Regions from separate parts of the Mus musculus genome. Here regions 1 and 3 are each linked to region 2. Evidence: chromatin loops called from intact Hi-C (ENCODE). Cell type or tissue: gastrocnemius. All regions are shown on one strand. Region 1 overlaps Crppa (CDP-L-ribitol pyrophosphorylase A). Region 2 has its middle 29 kb from the start of Agr3. Region 3 overlaps Bzw2 (basic leucine zipper and W2 domains 2).

Evidence for each region. Peaks named below come from ENCODE experiments on the same cell type or tissue, not always from the same donor. Only the 100,000 strongest peaks of a DNase experiment are listed, where the experiment ranks them.
Region 1: it touches region 2 in a loop (7-fold over the local background); 18 of 42 quality-filtered maps call a loop at or near these places.
Region 3: it touches region 2 in a loop (7-fold over the local background); 14 of 42 quality-filtered maps call a loop at or near these places.

Annotation. Positions count from the first base shown.
Region 1 is chr12:36,665,816-36,673,815 of GRCm38, forward strand. The region is part of intron 9 of Crppa (CDP-L-ribitol pyrophosphorylase A); the gene reads left to right. Among named protein-coding and RNA genes, the nearest start is that of Mir5099, 150 kb to the right of the region's middle. In gastrocnemius, a CTCF peak has its summit at 5,367 (motif pointing left); a DNase peak (open chromatin) is centred at 4,499.
Region 2 is chr12:35,892,239-35,900,238 of GRCm38, forward strand. No RefSeq gene overlaps it. Among named protein-coding and RNA genes, the nearest start is that of Agr3, 29 kb to the right of the region's middle. In gastrocnemius, a CTCF peak has its summit at 4,142 (motif pointing right); DNase peaks (open chromatin) are centred at 2,290, 3,718, 4,157, 4,595 and 1 more place; H3K4me3 peaks cover 703 bases; H3K27ac peaks cover 369 bases.
Region 3 is chr12:36,105,570-36,113,569 of GRCm38, forward strand. It overlaps Bzw2 (basic leucine zipper and W2 domains 2), which reads right to left. Exons shown (of 12, transcript NM_025840.3): 8 at 4,136-4,306; 9 at 1,927-2,073. Among named protein-coding and RNA genes, the nearest start is that of Bzw2, 47 kb to the right of the region's middle. In gastrocnemius, CTCF peaks have their summits at 3,102 (motif pointing left) and 7,114 (motif pointing right); a DNase peak (open chromatin) is centred at 1,876.

The DNA of each region.
Region 1 (8,000 bases), 770 kb after region 2:
GTAATGGGAGGAAAGACTGTAAGAGATGGTAATGGGAGGAAAGACTGTAAGAGATGGTAATGGGAGGAAAGACTGTAAGAGATGGTAATGGGAGGAAAGACTGTAAGAGATGGTAATGGGAGGAAAGACTGTAAGAGATGGTAATGGGAGGAAAGACTGTAAGAGATGGTAATGGTATGGGAGGAAAGATAGTAATGGGGGTGACCGTGATCAGAGGACAGCAGGTGAAGCCGTGAATAGTTCACAATGAAACTAGTTATTTTTATTTTGTGTGATTAACATACACTAACTTTAAATAAATGAGGCAAACTACAGATCTCGTACTTGCTCTGAATAGTCTGTTTCTTACCTGTGATATTTTTTTACTCACTGACTATCCAAACGATACCAACCTGAACAGGGCACATCCTGGTGCAAACTGTCTTTGCATTGTTTTAAGTCCTGGAAATAAACTGTTCATCTTGTTACAAGAATATACTTCTACAAGACTGTTGTGGGTAATTATAGAAATTATGCCTCTGACCTTGGAATGGCAGCTGTTTTCCTTATATCCCTATAATGATTACTATCTGTTTTTGCTTTCATAGCTGACTGTTCAGTATGTGGTAGTCTCTCCCATTCTTTTCACCGGAAATGTGTATAATCAAGATGGACACTTTCTTTCTTGTAATTATTATTGCTCTGCTAGATTTTAATTATTTATAGCTGCCAGGCATTTATTGTTTTTTTTAAAGGCCTTCCAATCCCAATCAAAATGAATAAACAATTAAAAGGAAGAAAGATTTTGCAGCCTGTCTTTTCCTTTTGATTGTGTGTGTTCTATATAACACTTAAATTATTCTTTATGAAATTAGTATATCCAGGAAACTGGAGAATTATGCTTTCGGCTGAGAGAATGGAAAACATGTTAACATTTCCTTTGTTGGGTTTCCAGGATGCCACAAGAGAATCCTAATGTGCTGCTCTCTGTGTTCTGCCCAGATCTTTTTCAGCTTATTCTAATGCCGGAGCAACAATTAAATGTTGCTTAGTCTTTCCTGTGTCCTACACCTCACTGCAAACATGTCGGCAGAGAAAGCAGACGTTTGTTATTTCTCAATATAAAACAGACCCTGCCAGGGAGCCTGCCAAACCCCATCAACCGTGACAGTCAAATCAATGCGTGTTTGGTTTAAATTTTTATTTTTGCCTTTGCTCTGCTTGCTGGGCTCTGGTATCTGTTGTCCCGTATGGCTTATCACCTTGTGCCTGACAGTTTCTGACATTGACAAGGCTTCCTGCCTACCTTTGTAATGTATATGCATGCCCATATGACTATAACAGAAAATGACATTTTGACTCAGTAAATATTTGCTTTCAGTCCACTACATCTGTTTTACAGGCTCCTTTTTCCTTTTATTCCCTTATCATTTGGGAAACCATATGTACTTCTAGCTTTTGTCTAGAAGTTACAAATCCTTGACTTGTGAGTGTTTCACCTCTCCTCTTAGGGATTTATTATGGACCCTGGGGATTTAGTTCTCTCATTAGTTTGTATCAATGCCATAACACAGAACTGAGCTTGGTCAATTGTGGAGAATGGTTATGGAGCTGTGAATATGTGTTATACCACATAGGAAATTTTCTGGTGCTGATTCTTAAAATGAACAGTTATATTTGATATTATTTTAAAGACTCTGTCCTGCAGGTGTGCACATCCATGCACGTGCGCGCACACGCGTGTGCACACACACACACACACACACACACACACATTATGGACCTACCCAGGTTCACACCTATAAACCTAGGACACAGCAGGAAGTTTGGCTTCAAGTACGACATGGGTAAGAGCAATACTTATTGGGGAAGGGCAGGGAAGTCATCTAGAAGCATGCTTTCAGTGCTAGGACTGACTCTCGCACTGCTATTGAATACTGATGTTCTGTAGTTTTGGCTTCTTGGTTGGAATCTCTAATTTTCAGTGATTAATAATAAAGCTTTAGAAAAGCTATTTTCCTTTCCTTGGAATAAGTGTCTGAATACTGGAATTTTCCTCATGCGGTTTGTTATACTCTGATACCCTCTTCCCAGGGTTTTGAGTTATATAATCATGTTTAACTGTTAGTATTTCATCTTTTATAGACACATTTGATTTTATATTAATTTAAAACTAGTAATGATCTAAAATAGATCACCTTGTGTGTGAAAACTGACTCAGTATAACTTTAAATTTCCTTCTCAGCATACCAAGGGTTTAATGTACATTGAAAAGCCCTATCTTTGTAGAGGTATTATTTGCATTGCTTTGCTTTCTATCCCTTTAAACGGTCCACCTTTATCTCTATAAATAGAGTTGCTTCTCTTTAATGCTAAAGAAAATGATGCCCACTGAAGAAGTTAAGGAAACTTTATCCCATGAACCACTGCAGGAGTAGGCCTCCACCGCCTGAGCCTAACATGCCCCAGCAGTGGGCGCGCTGGGAAAGCAGGGAAGGGGAAGTGGGAAGTGGGAAGGATGGGAATACAGACGAGGAGACAGTGATGTCATAGTTTTTTTTTTTTTCTTTTTGTCTTCTGAGACTGTGCTCTACAAAGTGAATGGAAGCTTGATTCTAGCTGTCTGCAGTTTCTCTCCATTTGTAAAATTCAAACGCTGCTATCTGTCATATGTACTGATGGGATTTGGGTAACATTAACTTGAAGCTGGGCTTGTGGCTGTAACCCTAGCACTCAAGAGGCTGAGGCAGGCGGGTTATGAGGAGATTGAGGCTACCCTAGGCTACAAAATGGGTTTAAGGCCAGGCCAGGCCAGGCTACAGGATAGGTCTATGCTCAACAGCAATGACAAAACCAAAACTGAAACAGAAAACAACAACAAAATTATTAAGAGAGGCCTGGGCTTTTTGTTCAGTGAATTTGATAAAATTCTTGCTGGAAGCAAACCTGGCTGATTAGCTTTTCTCTAGGGGAGGTGTGGCTAAACTCAGAGACAGGTTTTGGACTGATGAGGTAGAGAGGGTAGGGGACACTGGCTAAAACTGGATGAGTCATGAGGGGAAAAGGCTGAAAAGAGAATGGCGGCTTGAGGAGGTGAAAGTCTTTGCTACTGTGCAAGCACAGGCCACCTAGTTGCCTTTTGATTTTTCTTCAGTTGGGATGACTTCTCTTTAGCATTAAAGAAAAGCAGATCCATTATAGAGATAGATATGGACAGTTTAATAGGATATAACGCAAAGCAATGCAAGCAATAATTCTATAAAAATAGGGTTTGTAAGCGTACATCAAACCCTTATCATGTGAAGAGGAAATTAAAGTTCCCTTGAGTCTGTTTAGTTCTTTTAAAAAATCCCAAGTTCAACAAAATGGCAATTCTTTGTATTTCTTTCTATTGAATATGTAATAAGGGTTTTGTTTGTTTGTTTGTTTGTTTGTTTTGTTTCTTAAACTCCAAGCCAGCCCCACTTTTCCTTTGTGGTTCTTAGGGATTGTTTCCCATTCTCCTGATTCTCCTGTTTCATTTGCAGATGACTCTTGTGTGTTTAGACCCACACTCACACATCCTGCATTGTCTTTTCATGGATGCCTTCCGGGCCCATCAGGTTAATCCATAATGGACTGGGTTGTTCTAAACACCCAAAGCCTGTGATTGGAGAATCACACCTGCACACACATGCACACACACTCACACATCAGTGACATCTACTTGCTCTAAAGTCCTCTGGTGATGACAGAGAGCCAGACTTTCTTTTGATAAAAGCTTGGCTTATGAATGTCTTTTAGTCCTGTAAAATCCAGCCCTTTGCTTTGGTGTTCCCATGGTGGCTTTTAGTTTTTAATTCAACCTGGCAAATTTTGTGTTTCTGTCTATGAACTTTGTGCATTTATATTTGGACTTATTTTGTTCACCTGGTTGTTTGCCTTTGCCGAGGATTTTTTCTTAACATTTTAATTAAAATTGTTTTCTCCCTTTTTATTATTTTTGTTACTTTTTACTTTTCATCTTCAAAACATCTCAGTTTTACCAAAAGAACGTAGGAACAATACAAGGAACTCATGCATACCCTAGAAGCAGAATTTTGTACGCAAATCAGGAAGTTAATATTGATGTGACTCCATTATTTAATCTTCAAGTAGGATCCATCTCCCTTTTTAGGTTTTGAAAACATATGTTGCAGTTTGTTTTGTCAACCGCTTTAATCTGTGGCGTATCTTTGGCCTTTCATGGGCATGCACTTGAAAAATATTATTTGTCTGTATATTCACTGTTGATTTTTGTGTGTGTGTTTATATGTGTGTTTTGCATATATAAGTTGTACGTGCAAGTATGTGTGTGTGTGTGTGTGTGTGTGTGTGTGTGTTTGTGTGTGTGTGTGTGTGTGTGTGTGTTGGGAGTATGGAAGCTATGGAGAATGTCCAATCTACTGCTCTATCCCTCTCTGTTGTACACTCTTGAGATAGGGTACCTCACTGAACTTGCAGCTAGGCTGGTAATCAGAAGCCCCCAGCTGTCATCTTCTCCTGTCATCTTCTCCACTGCCACCTACAGGCCCCTTCATACACACAGCCAGGTCTGGGCTTTTGTGCACTGCATACATCCATGCCTGACTTAAGCTACCTCCAGCGATTTAGACTCGAATCTTCCGTACTTACATAGCCATGGTTCAGTCTCCAGTAGGACAAATATCAGATAATTATTTTGTGTAAAATGGCCAGTTAGGTTTCTGTGCTGGTTAGTTGCCATGCCCCCCCCCCCCCACTCCCGCCATGTGACATAAACTGAAGACACCTGGGAAGCAGGACTCTCAACAGAGGAGAAAATAAGCCCACTCAATTTGCTTGTGGGCAAATCTGTGGGAGCATTGTCTTGATTGCTAATTAATACAGTGCCTAGCCCACTGTAGGCATGGCCACCCTTGGGCAGGTGGGCCTGAGCTGTATAGGAAAGGAAGCTGAGAAAGCTAGGAGAAATAATCCACTAAGTAGCATTTGTCTGGGAACCTCTGCCTCAATTCTCAGCTTCCTGTTTATGTCCCTCCCCTGGCTTTCCTTGACAGTGAACTGTGATGTGGACGTGTAAAGTAAATGAATCCTGTCCTCCCCCAAGTTGGATTTGGTCAGTATTTTATCCTGGCAACTGAAAGATAGTTTCCTCATCAATGACCTCAGTATGTTCATTTTCAACAAGAATGTCGGGCTTATGTGACAGTGCGCTGCAGACTGAGGTGTCCCCTACAGTCTCCTACTTTATCTTTAATTTCCTCGATGGAAATTCGATAGTAGAGTTGGTCAAATATTTTCTCTTTTGTGTGACAACTGTAGGTGTTACATTCTCTCATCCTCCTTGTGGGCTTGCCTTGTTTACCTAAATCAATGCTGCCCTCTTCTGTTACAGCAGCAGAACCAAATGGCATTAAATACGCGGTCCTGAGTGAAGTTAGTGGAAGTTGTGTGTTTTCCAGTTGCTTAATTCTCTTTGTTCTTCTGGACCCTAGCTTTTCTGCTCTAGCTTCTCGTCAGTACCCAGCTGCAAAAAAAAATTCCTGCCTCTCTCTGCGCTCTTCTGTTCCAGGGGAAGGCTGTCAGTCAAATCAAGGGCTGTTTTATGCCCCTCCCCTTTATGAAGGTGATGTCCTCCCTCATCTCTATTGGGCTTCTTGTGTGTGTGTGTTGTTGTTGTTGACTTTAGATCAGCCTCCACCCTTCATTTTTCTCTTCCTTCTCTAGTGGCATGGGAACTTTTTACAGTTTAGTGCCCCGTCGTTTTCTTTTTCCTTTAATTAAGTCATTTTGACATTCAGGATTTTCACATCATCCTTTTGTATTCAGGAGGCCGGGTTCATTTGGTCTTTTTGATCTTCTCCTTGTTTTAGGAGAAAATACTGAGACCACTGCTACTGGCTTTAGCTACCTGGAGGGTGGCCTTCGTGGTTCGTTGCCCCTTTACTAAATCTCTTCTGATTAAGAAGTTTCTCATCTTACCTCCAGACAATTTGATTTATTATCCATATTTATATGAATGTTTAAAATTAGTATTTTAACTAGCCTTCGTTTATGTCACCCTTTTTAATTAATCATTTTATTCGTTTACATTTCAAATGTTATCCCCCTTCCTGGTTACCACTCCACAGCCCTCCATCTCAGGTCCCCTTTCTCCCCTCGCCTTTGTCTCTATGAGGGTGCCCCTCCATCCACTCATGCACTCATGCCTCACCACTCTAGCATCCCTCTAACCTGGGGCATCAAACCTCCATAGACCAAGGGCTTTGCCTCCCACTGATGTGAGATAAGGCCATCCTCTGCTATATATGTATCTGGAGCTAGCAGTCCCTCTTCATGTCATCCTTTTTAATGCATTTTATTTTACTATCATTTCCCACTTTCTAAGTGACATTTTCTTTATCCAATATTGTGATTTTAAAATTTTAATTATCTTATATATTTACCTGTTATTATAATTATTTCCTGGAAAATGTTTGGTATTTTATATCCATATACTTATTTTAAGATTATTACTTTATTTTGCATATCTTCTTACCTCCTAGAGTTTTATTCTGAGGTCTGCTTTCTTGTATGTGACTCTTTTTTAATTTAAATAATATATTTATTTTTATGGGCACTAGTGTTTTGCCCCTGGAACTCTAGTCACAGATAGCTGTAAGCTGCCTTGTGGGTGTTGGGAATTGAACCCAGGTCTTTTAAGAGAGAGGCCAGTGCTCTTAATCACTGAACCATCTCTCCAGCCCTACCTACCCCCCTATGACTTTTTAGTGTAATAAATGTATTTTGCTCAACTGACAGAGACTGTTTTATTATAATTTTTTAAAAGTAGCATTTGTGTATAGTTTGGTGGCTTTAGGAGAGAAGGTTAGTTTTCACTTTTGTATTATAACTTGAAATAAATTGTCATTTTATTCCTGTCTCAATTGTTGAAGTGACAAAAATGGCTGTCAGTACAACTGTTGATCTCTCTCTCTCTCTCTCTCTCTCTCTCTCTCTCTCTCTCTCTCGCTCTCTCTGTGTGTGTGTGTGTTCTGACTAGCTAATTTAAAGCTTTCTTCATATTTAGTGTCCCGATGTTTCCACAATATTTATTTGTAGGATTTTTTATTTTCATTTTATCTACCCCAAGATTCACTGGGTTATAAAACCCAGTGTTCATCTGTTCGTGAATCTATAGAATAATTTCAGCAATACATCTTTAAAAACCATTTCCCTTTATATCTGTTATTCCTTTGTACAGGACTTATTAAATGTATGTTTGAATACTTTGTGTATTCTGAGTTCCTTACTGCCGCTCTTTGTTGTTTTCTCTGATTTTTTTGCATAATGTCCTCAATTCCTACTTTAATTTTAATAATTCACTCTCCAGCTGTATCTAATTTATTGTGTGATCTATTTTTAAAGACATTTTTGCTTAAATCCCACAGAGTTTTCAATGTGTCAGTGTTGCTTCAAGTCTATGTGCTTGAGGTGTTTCAGTTAAAGGCATGTTTGAAAGGGTTGCCTAGTTTTGAATTTCAATTATTTAAATGTAGTATACAGTTTATTTTATGTTTGTAAATTCCAATGTAAATTCACTTTGATGCTTAATTGGTCTATTGTTTTATTTATAATTTGTAATTATGAACATATTCATAACATTTACCTATTTATCTGACTACATGATTAATTTGCACAATACAAAACCAAGCAATAGGCCAGCCAGTGGTGGCGCACACCTTTAATCCCAGCACTTGGGAGGCAGAGGCAGGCAGATTTCTGAGTTCGAGGCCAGCCTGTTCTACAGAGTGAGTTCCAGGACAGCCGGAGTTATACAGAGAAACACTGTCTCGAAAAACAAAACAAAACAAAACAAAACACCCAAGCAATAGAAAACCCTAACACATATCTATCTTACCCTATCTTCAAAAGTAGATTAGGTGGGCTTCTGCAGCATAACCATCAAATAAGTCGGAGGATTTCCTTTCTGCTTTCCCCTGAGTTTATCTCATCATTAGCGGAGGGACTGCTAAGTATTT
Region 2 (8,000 bases):
GGGTGGGAGCTCGCTCTGCAGGTCGTGTTCCAGCAGACATACATCAGCCAGCATCAGGTTGCCATCATCTCTTACAAATGATGGAGAAGGAGAAAATCAGATGGAGTATAGAGCCAGCATATCACACAGCCCCTGAAAGAAGTCAGCCTGTGACCTTGGCCTCCAACTAAACACTGAGGTCTCCAAAAGGGAAGAGTTTTTCATTAAAAATGGAATGTTGGCTTTTTCTTTAGGACAGAACTCTTCTACCATGCCTGGGGTAGAATGAGGGATGAGTTAGCTTGTGCTCAAGAGAGCTGTGCTGCTCAGAGAAATGAATCATAGCTGAGGAGGATAAGGAAAGAACGATTTTACAGCAAAGTGCCAGGCCATTGGCAGGCCTGGGCAAGCTAGCTTCACTTTATCTCATGGATGGGCATCAGGGAGCAAAGCATGACCCCAGCCAGAAGGCAACTTCCATGTGCTTACATTTTGTGTATGGTGCCTGGAGACAATGCAGGGACAAGCATGACCTAAAAGAAGAGTGAAAGTGCAGTGTTGTGTGTGTGTGTGTGTGTGTGTGTGTGTGTGTGTGTGTGTGTGTGTGTGTGTGTGTAAATGCATACATGTGAACATTTCTGATTCTAGTAGGTCCCAGGCATGGATCTGGAACAGTATTTGAGTAGAAATAGAAATCAATCTTTTCACCAGTATTTCTAATACTTTGAATTTCTAAGACATTTCAAATAAACCTCACTTCCTGTCTACTCCCTAGACAAATATACTTAGAAAGAAAGAAAGAAAGAAAGAAAGAAAGAAAGAAAGAAAGAAAGAAAGAAAGAAAGAAAGGAAGGAAGGAAGGAAGGAAGGAAGGAAGGAAGGAAGGAAGGAAGGAAGGAAGGAAGAAAGAAGAAAACCCTGAGGTGTTTTAATCTCTCTGTATAGGTAGCACCCCACCCCATTTTCCATTTTTTCCAACATGAGCTGGCATTAGAGAGTCTAAGCAGTCGCAGTCGAACACCTCTGGCAGGTACACAGTGTGACCTGTCTCCAGTGTCTTGAGAGCAGGAGCCGTGTGGGGAAAGGCAAATCTCATGGGAAGTGATCCGACTGAGAAACAGAGTCCGGCATAAAAGTGGCTTCTGAGAATCAGGCCCTGCAGCTCTCTAGGAAGGAGAAGTGGGCTAACCACTCATCCTTTATTCAGAAGAACCTAACACACTGCAGCCTCTTAAATATTAATGAATCCACCAGCAATAGGAGACCCCCCAGGGTTGTCTAACGACCTTTACAACGGTTTGATTCCTGTGAAAAATCTACCTCATTAATTTTGCAAAAACAAACAAACAAACAAACAAACAAAAACCCCTTAGACGGTGTTAGACATGGCTCATTTCCAACATATTAAATTAAGGCAATGGAGCGATCATAAGCTACAAACCAGAAAATAAAATGGCAAAAGGACACTAGACATTTCCAATTGCACAGACTTTTCTGAATTGTTCCACAATGTACATTAAGGCTAAAATCTTGACTGTGTCGTTTCTTAATTGCAGAGACCTTGTGGTAGACTGACAAATAACTCTCCTCAAGAATAGAGAGTCAGTCCTCAGAACCGTGGTGCTATGTAATAGGGCAGTAGAGTTTTGCTGTATAGGTAGGATCCCCGAACAGGGAGACTCTCCTAGATATCCAGGAGGGAGCCATGCTACCACACGGACCCATTTGAAGGGAACATGGAAAGTTCAAAAAACAGAAAAGGCCACATAGTGGTAGAGGCAGGAGCGAGTGACAGTGCTACATGAAAGGGAAGACAGTAGCCTCCAAAAGCTAGAGAAACAGGACAGCCTCCTCTGAGGCTCCTGAAGTAACAGCAGCCAATTCCTTCCTATGAAATACTTGTTACAATATCAAAAGGGATATGTGTGTAAATTATGGATAACCCATAATAGAGCCTCCATGTTTGCCTCAGCCTTGGCAGTGTCCTGTCAGCCCCTCACAGGTAGGATGTGGGTTGGTGTGGCTTCCGCTAATTGGGACACCTGTAACCACTCAATGACCATGAGACTATATAGCACAAAAGGCCAGCCCTGGAAGATACCAGTTATGGACAGTGACCAACCAAAGGGATCATTTCCTCTCTTGGAAATTGTGACCTCAGTATGGCTTCAGAGATGCAAGGACCAGAGTCCAGTGGTGTGGAAAGCGAGGGAGCAGGAAGGGGCGGGGAGGGAGCATGGGAGACAAATGAGATGGGAGAGAAAGAAGCACTAAGCAGCAGCTTCCTGCAACCATGACCTCACATTGCCCCATGGTTTCCATAGCAACCATGACCCGAGCCAGGCCTCAAATGACCCCTGAACTGATGAACAATAGTAAGTAGCATTCCAGCTCTTCACAAGACTCAGAGCAGCTGCTGAGATGGACCCAGGCTCCCTCACCTTATTTAATGAGAAGGTTCTGTTCTTTGCAACCTCACAGAGCCCAGTCAGGGTTTCCTGGTCTTAGTTTTTAATCTTTTAGAAAATCACTGAAGGAAAACGACTTGAATCAAAACACCAATAAAGAAATATGCAAATGGCCAATAAGCTCATGAAAGTATGTTCAGTGTCATTAGATATTGAGGCAATGAAAACCAAAAGTACAGCGGGAGACCCACCTCACAGCCTCGGGAGAGCTCAAAAGACATTAGAACTGAAGACAGGCACAGTGCATGCATACAATACTGGTAGTACAATACGTGGTAGCCACCACAGGGAAGAGTTTGGCAATTTAGACTTTGACAGAATGTCATAGTTAGAACAGAGCAGCATACAGCCACAATCTCTACTCCTAACTATATACCCAAAGGTCACAGAAGAGGCATTCAAATGACACCTGCACAGCTCTCATAGGGACGATAGATAGTCAGAACCCCATAAAAGTGCAGATAAGGAACCATCCATGAGTGGGTAGACAGGTTTGGGAATAGATGTGCAATGGCATGTGACTTAGCTATGAAGGAGACTGAAAACTGATACACACTGCCAAGTACATGGACCTTGAAAACACTGCTATAGGAAAGAAAGCAGCCACAGAAAGCTATACAGTGTATAAACCCACTTCCATAAAACAGCAGCAATGAGCACATTCACAGAGATACAAAGCTGTGGGCCAGAATTTGCCCAGGGCTTGAGGAAAATGGGGGAGGGCAACTATTTGTGGGTATATAAGTTACTTTGTGGTGGTAAACAGTGCTAGAAATATGTCACACACAGCTACATAGCACTCTGAAAATACGAAATGCACAATTGCACTCTGCTGGGTGGTTAGAATGATTCCTTGTATATGAATTTTATAATAATGAAAAAAGTTTGTGGAAAAAGTACTTCATGACACTTGTTCATTTATTTGCTTATATATGTGACATGTATATAAACACATATGCACACTCGCGGTGACATAAACAGAAACTGAAATGATATGTAAAGCATACCAAGGGTGTGCTAATAGTAATCCATAGTTAGGTGTTGGCTGTGTGTTTCTGATTAGATGTATATGTAATAACCATGTCCATCATTTATAACATTGTATCATTGTAATTTAGAAGACGTATATAGTCTTCATTATAATAACCATTTCAACTTACAATTCTGCTACAGATACAATAGACACCTTGCACCCGGCTGTGTGTGCTTCTGGTGCCTTTGGGACCTGGGCTGTTCTTATCCCACAGTGGTCAAGTCTTGGCTGAACGACACCCAGATTCTCCGAGTAGTCTCTCAAAGTCTCCAACCTCACATGAACGTTACGGTCAGCCTGGGGCTGGAGAATGTTTTCTACAATGGAGTAAAAGCCAATGATTAGCATGCGTCTGTTCAGTCTGTCTGGTCTAGCCTCTGGGTGAAGAGAGATACTCAGTACAGATCACCTGACCTTTTATGTTACTAGTTTAATTTGATAATTTGACCCCACCATTTAAACTGGCTCAATGATGGGGTCCAGTCAGTAAAGAGATAAATAGATATTTGATACTTCAAAAGAACATTACAGATCTTTGCAAAAATAATGTAAATTTCTCAAGCAAATGACAGAGTGTATTGAGAAAGACACCAAGGGAAACACTCTTGCATTTTATTTATTTTGCCTATCAAAATAGACCAAAAGCCGTTCATCCTCTTGATCGGCAGGTGGCGCTGTGAACGTATCTTTGAAATTGAAAACACAAAAGCCATTTTCTTTAATCCCTCAATTACATAGGACATTTGAAATGATTTGTTTTAATCGGAATAAATGTCACTGTTAGTGACAGTAGATAATCCCTAAAATTCTCAAATCCTCCGCAAATGTTAATGGAATCACTTCATAGAAATAGCTTTTCAAATATTATCCGTAAGCTTAATAAACTGGGTTCGTTATGAACGGACTGGGTTATTTTCCTGTATATCGTCCTTGATTGCAGCTTCACACACAGCTATCTATTTAATCCTGGAAAACTCAGACGTTATTATTCCCGCTTCTCAAAGAGAAAATCGGGTCTCACACGGGTTACATTTTTTTTTACCCAAGTCCCATACCCCATTGATGAAGAGAATCACGCTTCAAAATCAAGCCTGGCTCCCTGGTGCTTAACCACAGCACGAAAGCATTTCAAAGGCAGAGCTAAATTGGTGAAAGTGTAGTAGATTGTAGTAAGGACTGAACAGGCTCAGGGGATTTTTAAATGCTAATTTCATTCCACCTTCAGTGCCATTTCTATTCAAATCACACAGATTGTTTAAAAACGAAAACAAGTCTGACCTTTTTTTTTTCCTGTGGGGAAAGTCTGGAGTCAGGAGTCAAACAGAGCTTCACAAAGACCTGGAGCCACACTCCCACACCCCTGTAGACAGAGACCTTTAGGCTGTGTAAAGGGGAATCTCAAGAAAGGAGCGGGGCTGCCCAGCAGTGAAAGGGGGAGAAAGAGATATGCAATTTGCATATCTAAAATTTGACCTTTTTGTGATCAGATAATCTTTTGCCCTATGAAATAGAAAAATCTTTGCCCACTGTGATCCCATTCTGAACTTTAAAAAGCATACAGAGTGCAAATTTGAAAAGTTTTATGTGATGTAGGAGCAACCAAACGTTCTAAGTCTGACACGCAGATCCAATGTAGTCAACTATGAAGGTTATTAAATGGACATGAGACATCTCTCTTTTCTTTCTAAAAGCAATTGTTACTCAGGCCTGAGGCTTAACTGAGGCTTTTCAGCTCCTGGCACTAGGGCCTCCCATTATGAGTCGAGTCACCATTTGTCCTGGGAGAAGGAACACTGAGCACATGGACAGTATTTCAGCTAGGTGAATACTTACCCTGGTACTTAGGACAGACAGTACAGTAGTGCGCTGGCCAGTTTCACACTGTCCCTCTCATAAAGCTCTCTACGGTCACACCTGAACATCAGCCCTATGACATCAGTGCCGGCTTAGCTGCCAATGTAACAGTCCACAATCACCTGGAAAAATATTCTTAACAAGGAATTATCTAGATCAGGTTGGCTTGTAGGCTTGCCTGTGGGGTTGGGGGAGTTTTAATTCATGTAAGACTGAGCCATTTCAGGTGGCACCATTCCCTAGGCAGGTTTCCAATAGCAGAAGAGAGGCGAAAACTGCTGAGAGCAAGCAAACAAGCAATAATCAGTATATTCTCTCTTTGCTCGTGACTGTGGATATGATGTGAACAGTTTCCCAAGTTCCTGCTGCCTTGACTTCCTGCACAAGATGAATAGAATCCTAGAATCTGGAGCTAAAACAAGCTTGTTCTCCCCCTAAGTTGCTGGTTGTTAGGGTGTTTGTCTTAGCAGCAGGAAAGAGACTAGAACATCTTACCTCTTTAATGGGATGTCAGGACACAGTCGGGAAGAGAAAAACACCTCAGGCTTGTCCTAGGACAGAGATAGCAGGTCACAGAAGTGTCATGGAATGAGCACTGGACAAGGCTATCCCAAGAGATCCCAAAAGAGGGGCCCAGCTTCTACCCCACTCCGTCCACACCGCCTTTCCACCATAGTCCATTTTTTCCCCATTACTATCACTTCTGGTGCGGCAACCAGCAGAGCTCACATTCAAAGCACAATGTGACACTTGCTTTCTAAGTAAATAGACATTCGTTTCCTAGAAATCCTGGTGACTGAGTGACAAGGCATGGCCCTTCACGCCCCTGAAGGAACAGCGGGACCTGTTCTTTCTGTATAGATAGTACACATTTCTATAATAAAAGTTAGATAAAAGTTAACACACACCCTAATTGCAAGTATTAACATGTTTAGCTGAAAATATGAATCAAAGTCTTTCTTTAATTAAACATCAAAATTTTGTCTCATTAACTGGCTCCAGTTGTCCACGGTGGAGGGGGCGGGGGGGGGGGGAGATGTTTTTCTGGAACTTTATTTTCTTATCTCCTTCTACTTCCTATCCAGTCACTTTTTCCAGAGTCAGTGGGGGCTAGATAAGGGAGAGAATGAATGAAGTAGATGAGAGCTACTATTTCCAGTCAGATCCCAGCTCCCTGGGTCTGGCAGGAGCAAGGGCTAAGTGCTTTATAGAGACATCTGTACAGCTTCTTCAGAGAGGCCCAAGCCTTTGGATTCTCTTCCGAAGCACTCTTGACTAGGCAGAGTTTTCACGTGTTCTAAGCATGCTCTACCATGGTGCTGCCCCAGCCCCAGCCCCAGCCCCAGCCCCAGCCCCAGCCCCAGCCCCAGCCCCAGCCCCAGCCCAGCCCCAGCCCCAGCCCCAGCCCCAGCCCCAGCCCCAGCCCCAGCCCCAGCCCCAGCCCCTGCCCCAGCCCCTGCCCCAGCCCCAGCCCCAGCCCCAGCCCCAGCCCCAGCCCCAGCCCCAGCCCCAGCCCCAGCCCCAGCCCCAGCTCCATTTCCTGGGCCTATAAGAATTACATCTATTCTTCCAAAACCTTGCTATTCTCCTTCTGGTCATTTTCAACAAAAATCAGCATAGCCCTACTGTAGGAGGAAGGTCTGTAGGTAGCCTTAGCTACCCCAAATCTCCCTTGTCTCACTATAGTTCTCAACATGACTGTAGAACGTACTGTGAACTCAGTGTATTAGAAAAGGAAGAACGGACCAGGACAGCCTCCACTATGTCCTCATGTCTCCCAGAATAAGAGGGTATGCAACATTTAGTTGGTGACAAAGTAGAAAAGTACTTCCTGAGACGCTGGGCTGCAACCCAAGATGAGACATGTATGTACACGATGCTATCACTCTGGGGCAGCTTTCCGGAGCGTGGGGGACCAGCTCTCCATGAATCCCAGGCAATGGGCTCTTGTTGTCTATCTGTAATAAACTTGCCTGTCTTGAGCAAGGGCTGTCTCACTGGACAAAGCAGAGTGGGAAAGAGCATCTGTCCCTGCCATTGTAACCCACACGTACACACAGGCAACAACTCCTTTCAATAAACCCAGGCTAAGCAACCTTCCTGCTTTGTCAGGGGTGTAGAGAAACCAGGAACAGCTGATGGTGAAGACACAGGAGCTCAAGAGCCACAGAGCAGTGGAGTTTTTACCCTTCTCCCTGTAGTCCATGTCTGTCACACATTTTAACACTTTAATGCTTTGTGATGAAGTTTCAGACTGTGGTTCTAGTAAGTAGACTTTAGCTTCTGAGAGATCCTGAGTTGACGGAGGAAATCCTGAAACCTTTGTAGTTTATAGATTTTTGTGATTTTTTTTTATTCAGTATATGATACATACCAACATTTTAATTTCATTTCAGGAAACGCTATCTACCTGTTCACACAGGCCAAACCCTGCTCGGCTGTGGGGTTGTTTTCACAAAATCTTCTTCCCTTCCATATTCACCCTCTAGTCAGAATCTTTTTCCCCCTGTTTTTTGAGACAGGGTTTCTCTCTGTAGCCTTGGATATCCTGAAACTCAATCTATAGACCAGGCTGGCCTCAAACTCACAAAGCTCCACCTGCTTCTGCCTCCCAGGTTTTGGATCAAAGATTTGAACCACCATTGCTCAACTTCTAATCAGAATCT
Region 3 (8,000 bases), 210 kb after region 2:
GGATCTGTACCTCAACGTCCTAACTGAACTCTACATGCAAGACCTACTATGGTCACCTTAGCGCAAGAGCACGCGGATCTGTACCTCAACGTCCTAACTGAACTCTACATGCAAGACCTACTATGGTCACCTTAGCGCAAGAGCACGCGATTCTGTACCTCAACGTCCTAACTGAACTCTACATGCAAGACCTACTGTGGTCACCTTAGCGCAAGAGCACGCGGATCTGTACCTCAACGTCCTAACTGAACTCTACATGCAAGACCTACTGTGGTCACCTTAGCGCAAGAGCACGCGGATCTGTACCTCAACGTCCTAACTGAACTCTACATGCAAGACCTACTATGGTCACCTTAGCGCAAGAGCATGCGGATCTGTACCTCAACGTCCTAACTGAACTCTACATGCAAGACCTACTATGGTCACCTTAGCGCAAGAGCACGCGGATCTGTACCTCAACGTCCTAACTGAACTCTACATGCAAGACCTACTATGGTCACCTTAGCGCAAGAGCACGCGGATCTGTACCTCAACGTCCTAACTGAACTCTACATGCAAGACCTACTATGGTCACCTTAGCGCAAGAGCACGCGGATCTGTACCTCAACGTCCTAACTGAACTCTACATGCAAGACCTACTATGGTCACCTTAGCGCAAGAGCACGCGGATCTGTACCTCAACGTCCTAACTGAACTCTACATGCAAGACCTACTATGGTCACCTTAGCGCAAGAGCACGCGGATCTGTACCTCAACGTCCTAACTGAACTCTACATGCAAGACCTACTATGGTCACCTTAGCGCAAGAGCACGCGGATCTGTACCTCAACGTCCTAACTGAACTCTACATGCAAGACCTACTATGGTCACCTTAGCGCAAGAGCATGCGGATCTGTACCTCAACTTCCTAACTGAACTCTACATGCATGATCTACTATGGTCACCTTAGCGCAAGAGCACGCGGATCTGTACCTCAACTTCCTAACTGAACTCTACATGCAAGACCTACTATGGTCACCTTAGCGCAAGAGCATGTGGATCTGTACCTCAACTTCCTAACTGAACTCTACATGCAAGACCTACTATGGTCACCTTAGCGCAAGAGCACGCGGATCTGTACCTCAACGTCCTAACTGAACTCTACATGCAAGACCTACTATGGTCACCTTAGCGCAAGAGCATGCGGATCTGTACCTCAACTTCCTAACTGAACTCTACATGCATGATCTACTATGGTCACCTTAGCGCAAGAGCACGCGGATCTGTACCTCAACTTCCTAACTGAACTCTACATGCATGATCTACTATGGTCACCTTAGCGCAAGAGCACGCGGATCTGTACCTCAACTTCCTAACTGAACTCTACATGCATGACCTACTATGGTCACCTTAGCGCAAGAGCACGCGGATCTGTACCTCAAAATATTCAAATGACACAGTCAAGTTACTTTTCTAACATCTATTCATAGCTTACTTAAGGATTTTGGCTTTTTTGTTTTGTTTTGTTTTTGGTATAGAACATATCAAAAATTAGTTCATATTTCTCTTTAATGTATGATGTTACAGGTGACTGCACCCTTCAGATGTCTTTTACTGAGAACCTACTTGGAGATGTTTCATGTTCTTACATTTGAAACATTTTAGGCAGCGCCAGATTTGGCAAGGAAAACAAGGGGTGGACAGGGTACTTTTCATTTGGGTCTGGGGAAATTGGCTCGGCATTCACTTGTTCTTTAGTTTCTCATTACTTGTGACAGGGTCTCATGTAGCCCAGACTGGTCTAGAACTGATCTTTGTGCTCCCGTCTTCTGCGTGCTGGGGTTTCCGGAATGTGCTGGCTCTGTCCTCCAGACCCTCAGAGCTGACCTCTGACCCTCAGAGCTGACCCCTGACCCTCAGAGCTGGCTCCCTTCAAAGGCCCATTACCTTTAGGTGCTTCAGTGCCTGCTCCGCAACCAGCTCCTCCTTCTTGTTCCATTCCACCGCATTCATGATGCAGGTCCACAGCAGCCCGATCACAGCTGTTTCCGGAAGGTCGTTCCTTTTCATTTCCTCTTTGACGTAAAGCACCACCTAGGTTTCATGGAAAGAGAGTCAAAGAGCAACAGCAGAGCAAATACAAAGCCTGGGGCTATTCTTAAAGGCCTGGCCAATAAAAGGTTTGGGGCAGGCTGGGAAATCTTGGGCTCAGCTGCTCCATCTCTAATACACATCCTCAAGTGATCAATGAAAAGTAGAAGACCTAAACTTAGCTCTAGACAAAAGCTGTTAGGTGACACAGAATAAGAGAAAGGCTCCGTGTCCTGGATAATCATTATGCGGGTGAACCCTTTGGGTTCAGTAGAGTAGGGCACTTGAATCAGACCGACTTTCCGTGGGTTTGAAGTAAACAACAGGTCTGTGAAATTTTCTGTCTCTTAAAATTAAATATCTCAATGGGTGTGTCGGGCTTGCCTAGATCCAGTCCCTACAATGTATCCTTAATTTCTACTCTTGAGATGACTCCCACGCCCCGTCGAAGTGAAAAGTCCATAGGTAAAGAAACTGCAGACTGCAAAGGCACCCTCCTCCTTCCCTTCCCCACGTTCCAGACTGGGAACCTTTCTATATACATGAGGATGACCTTGAACCTACTGTTCTCTTCACTGCCTCGCTGCGAAGATTAGCCACCATACCTGCTTTATGAGATGCTGAGATTAAACTGAAGGCTCGTATGTACCAAGCAAGCTACACCCTGAATCCTGTAATTCTCTTTCCTTGATTCACGTCAATCCAGTGTATTCTGTAACTAGCAACACACCCTCTTCACCTCCCTTATTGTGAGAAGATAACTGTTGTCTTTACTCCTGGGCTGACCTTCAGAAATAGAAGAGTGGCTTGGGTAGCTTTAGAGAGAAGTGGCTGAACTACTAGAGGCTGGGATTCCTTCAATGAATAGCAACAGGGGACTGGCCTACATCTAAAAGCATGGCTGTGGTTTTCTCTGTAGTTCTCCTCACCCTGTGGGCCCTGAAAGTCATGCGCAGCTCTAGTTGGAAGAATATGGTTGAAATTGCCGTAAGACCATGGATGCACGAGCTTTTGTTGTTCTAACACCTCCACCTGGTGGACAGTTACCAGTCTAAGCTTCTCCAGCTCTTGAGAAGCCAGGTAAGGTTTGGAGTTATAGTGGATACAGCTGAAGCGCAGGGATTTGGGAGTAGGAGGAACGCCCACTAGAGCCTGAGTTTATCATATAGAAAGGGTGTTTTTTTTTCCCCCAGCTTAAAGAATGCCTTTCCAGATGTATAAACAGTTATTGCCATCTAACACATAGCAAACTATGCTTAAACATGGTTCCAAAACCTGTAGCCTTTACACAGCTATTGTAAAGGAGTGAATAAGATGCTGGCCCAACTGATCTTCCCCTGTGTGGATTTTTGTTTTCTTCTTCAAAGGTGCTGGAGGATAGTTCAGTGGTGGAGCTCTTGCTGTGTACGCGCACAGTCCTGGATTTGACTCCAAGGACCATGAAAATAGAAACAAGCAACACATTTATATCCAGTGATGCAAAATGCCCAGCCTTGACACTAAGTACTAGTTAATGCTTAACACCAGGTAGAGAATCGACAATCCAATAGAAGTGCCACTGTATGGGAGATTTTACCAGCAGACAGCCAAGTCTATATGTTGATAAAACAGTGTGATAATCATAGCAGCCTGGTTATGAGGAAGCAATGTGAGCCAAAATAACATCAATTTCTAGAATAGCCCAAAATATAATAAAATAGGATTTTGAGTGAGTACCTTGAGCCAACTTCAGTGCTAGGAGTAAGGGAACAGTGAATGGTAACACATATGAGGGAGGGAAAGCTTATGTTATATGACCCGTGTAATTCTACACACACACACACACACACACACACACACACACACACAGACACACACACCTCAGCATGCATAGCTTTCTGCAGTGTTGGGGATGTAAGCCGTGACCTCGTAAATACTTCTTCAAGCACTCTACCACTGGACACACCCACACCCATCAACCATGTATGTTGTCCTGGAGTTCACTCTGGTCTCCTAGCTCGCTGAGGGGCGCCACCCTTACCCTTTATCTGTGTGTGTTGTGCAGGAGTTCACTACGGCCTCCTACCTCCTTGATGGGGCATTCCTGAGACAGTCGCTCTTGCAGCTCCTTCTGCAGTTCTTTCCTGGTGCCCAGCGACTGCTGGACTCGGAGAAAGTCCGACAGCTCCTTCAGCCCCGCGTCAGTGAAGTACTTAGCGAAATGATCCACACTCTGTCTGTTCACTGGGAAGAGTTCCTGAAGGAGAAAAGGAGGTTTGTAAGCTACAGGCTATTCAAATTAGGATGGGATTCTCATACTAAAGCCACTTGTGACATCGCTCATTCAGCTGAGGAGGACTGAAGTGTTCCTATACAGTCACGGAGGTGAGCATCTTTTAAAATAAAGTATTGAGCAACATAGACAAACTTGCTTTGTTCACCGTACCCACCCATCTCTTTTTCTTTGCTTTAATCAACAATGGCACAGGACTAAATTCACCTGACCACATGAATATGATAAAAACTCTGAACAGTATTTAAATTGTTTTTAAAGTGAGAGGAAGGAAACTGAAACCGTTTGCACTGCTTCCTTCGTTGAGTTAACAAGGCTCTTTCTGTAAAGCTGAAATGATTGGAAACACTAGAAAAAAAAACAAAAACAAAAACAAAAACAAAAAAACCAAACCGCTCCTCCCCAGGGACCTCCACTCATCACAAGTAAATGCTGCAGCCAAGGATACAGTAAAGGAGCCATGGTGGACTTTGCTATCTATTCTCCACTAATGATGGTGGCTCTCAATTAAGGTCTGGGCAAGACCTATTCTAAACTTAACTCATCGACTGCTCAGCTTACCACATTATTCTGATGGTGTGGTTTGTTTGTTTTTGGTTTTGGTAAAACAACAATAAAAAGAGCAGAACACCATAGCTGCTTTGATATCTTCATCACGTCATCTTCCCCTACGCAGCCTGGCACCTTCTCATAACCGTCTAATCCTGTGTGAATTCAGCAGCTAACTATGAAATGCAGGCAATTCACAGAGCTCTCACATTCTCCCGACTGCTGGCAAGTCTAAAAACTGGGCACAAACTTTACATTGGTTAGATCTGCCTGTGTGTTGCCAAAGGCTCCATATCTCCAACTCAGTACAAAGAGCTGTCATGGGGGCTGCCACTGAGGAGAGGGGCAGAGCAGAGGCTGCTTGGCCAGGACTTAAACCTCAGCCTTCCCCTATTTCACCCCCAAATTTCCCTTGACTCATATATTTTTATGTCAGAACAGAGTCAGTGGGAGAATCTATCAAATGCGCATGCATATCAAAATACCACTTCCCACCACACTGAAACTTCACCGTTAATATTTACAGTATCATTGTGTTAGTGTTTACAGTTCCATCCAAGACATTTCAGATTTAGTGGAAGGGGCCAATTTCATTTTATGGAGTGGTCCCTCCCCTCCCAGAGAATCAACTGAATTGGGATTTCCTTTAGACTGTTTAAAATAAGCAAGTGTTTCTAGAAACAAAAGCGCTCTTGCTCTCTCTCTCTCTCTTGTCATTTCTCTATATCTAACAAGTGTGTTTATATATGTGCAGTTTGTAGGACCCACTTGTGTGAGCTCTCAGAGGACAGCCTGTGGAAATCTGGTCTTTCCATATGTGGGTCCTGAGGAATCAGTTCTCAGGCTCGGCAGCAGGCACTCCTACTCATGTATCCATATTGCCAGGCAGGCCTGAAGTAGACATGCATCAATAAATTTAACAGCTGATGTGGCTGATACAGCTAGAAATACTTCAGGACAGTGCCATTGGCACTAAGGTCAGTCAACATTGGCTCCATAGCTCAGTATAACCACGGAACGCTCTTTGTCAGGAAGACGTGACTGCAAAATGGGATTTGATGTTATGTTCAAGTGCATGCCAATCATACTGTTCCCATACAGTTCATTTATGAAGATGTCGTTTTAGGATACACAGCCTCATCGCATAGGCCTTCCTTACTACCAAAAAGTCTGTATTAATTATTATTCTGCCTGATCTGGTTTCCTGTAGCTTTTGTCTAGGTAATTTTCTCTCTACAGTGTTTCACCTTGACTTTCCCCTTTGTTTTTGATTTTGAGATCGAGTCTCATGAAGGTAGCTTTGATCTGGCAATATACTAGAAGACTAGCTTCAAACTCATGGTAATCCTCTAGCCTCAGCCCCCCAGTGTTAGGATTACAGACAAGTACCACAATAACCCCAAATTCACCATTAAAAACAAACCTGCACTCGCTATCTCTGTGTTGCCCATTCCCTTGAAGTCAATGCTACTTCATAAAAGCCAGGGTCTATTTGCTTTCTTTCAATTATCCCCATTCCCAGAAATTCGTGGCACACAATGTGCCAATACCATACTCAATGAATAAATAAAAGACCAACTTCTCCTTTTTCTAGGGATTCGAAATAGTTTCTTCCATCCCCTCTCCCCTTGAGCTATACAATTTTTTCCTTCATCTGTAACAGTGCTGAGTAATAGCTAACATCACTATTTTTGTGAACAGTTACATAAAACTTAGCTGCATATCTTCATGAAACAAAAAATGACTCCCTTGAGAATATAACAGATGCCAAGTGTCTCATGGGTTGAGTCAGGAAATCTCAGGCACCTCCTGTACTTGTTCGCCACAAGCAGCCTCTCCTCTCCCCACTGATGTTGGAAGCTCTTGGGAGAAACAGAATCTACGCGTCTCTTTCCCACAGCATGCAGATCTAGTAAGTTCAGTTAAATGACATGTGTTTTCAAGACAGATGCACTTTTATATCCAGTGACCTAATTAACCAACCTGTAGCTAGTTAAGAAACCAGACTTTGAGTCTTTTGTGGCAAGTTGTGATAGATTCTATCTTTGTTCCCAATCGCCAACTTCCTCTCCGTCAAAGTGGATCAACAGAACCCCTCCCTCAGTGCTGCAGACAGAGGCTAAATGTCCTACTCTATTTTCCAGACTTGCCAGTGACTTTTTCTCCTAATTTTTATTTTAAATGGTATTTATGCACACGTGTCAGAGTGTAGATATATGCACATGAGACCAGAAGAGGGCGTTGGAGCCTCTGGAGATGGAATTACAGGTGGCTGTGAACTGCCTCTTCCTGACATGACTGCTGGACCCTTTGCAAGAACAGTAGGTACTCTTAACCACTGAGCTGCGTCTCTACCGGGGCCAATTGCAGGTAGGTTTTTAATGTGACTGAGGGCTTCAGTTTGTGACCTGTGTTTCTGTCCTATGCCATGCAGACACAATGTCCTAAATGGGAGATCCTTCAGTCTTGTTCCTGAGATGAAAAGACACGTGGAACCCAGCTGTGACTAGACAAGATATAGCTAATTCATGGACAACTCACAGGCTCGTCAAAAATGCTATGGTGGGTCTGGCAGGAAGGCTCGCTGGGTAAATAGGCAAAGCCCACTAATCTGAGTTTGATCCCTATAACAACACAGTAGAAGAAAAAATTCCTACAAGTTGTCCTGACCTCTGTATGTACATCAGGGAATGCATGACCCCTGCCCACTAAAGAAAGGTATAATATAATTCCTACTCAATATCACAAGGATCTTATTTGTTGAGAATGAGTTTTTTTTTAAAAATACATTAGTTTTTAAACATATAGTTAAAAAAAAACCTTTAGTTTTGCAAATAGTTATTTGATACTAAAGAAAGTGTTAGTTTGTTTTATTACTCTGGGGATTGCAACCGGGATGGCTTTGAGTGTGTCAGGCAAGCCCAATACCACTGAAATACCACTACAGCCATCAGGAAAAAGCTTTACTGTTGATAAAATATTAATACCATGTCAACAATCTTCCAAACTTGAGTGTTGATATCTCTTGTAATTTTGTAAAAGTGGCTATGACCACGCATATGAGAGAAAGAAACTTTAAGAGAAGGGTTTAATTTGGCTCACAGTTGGG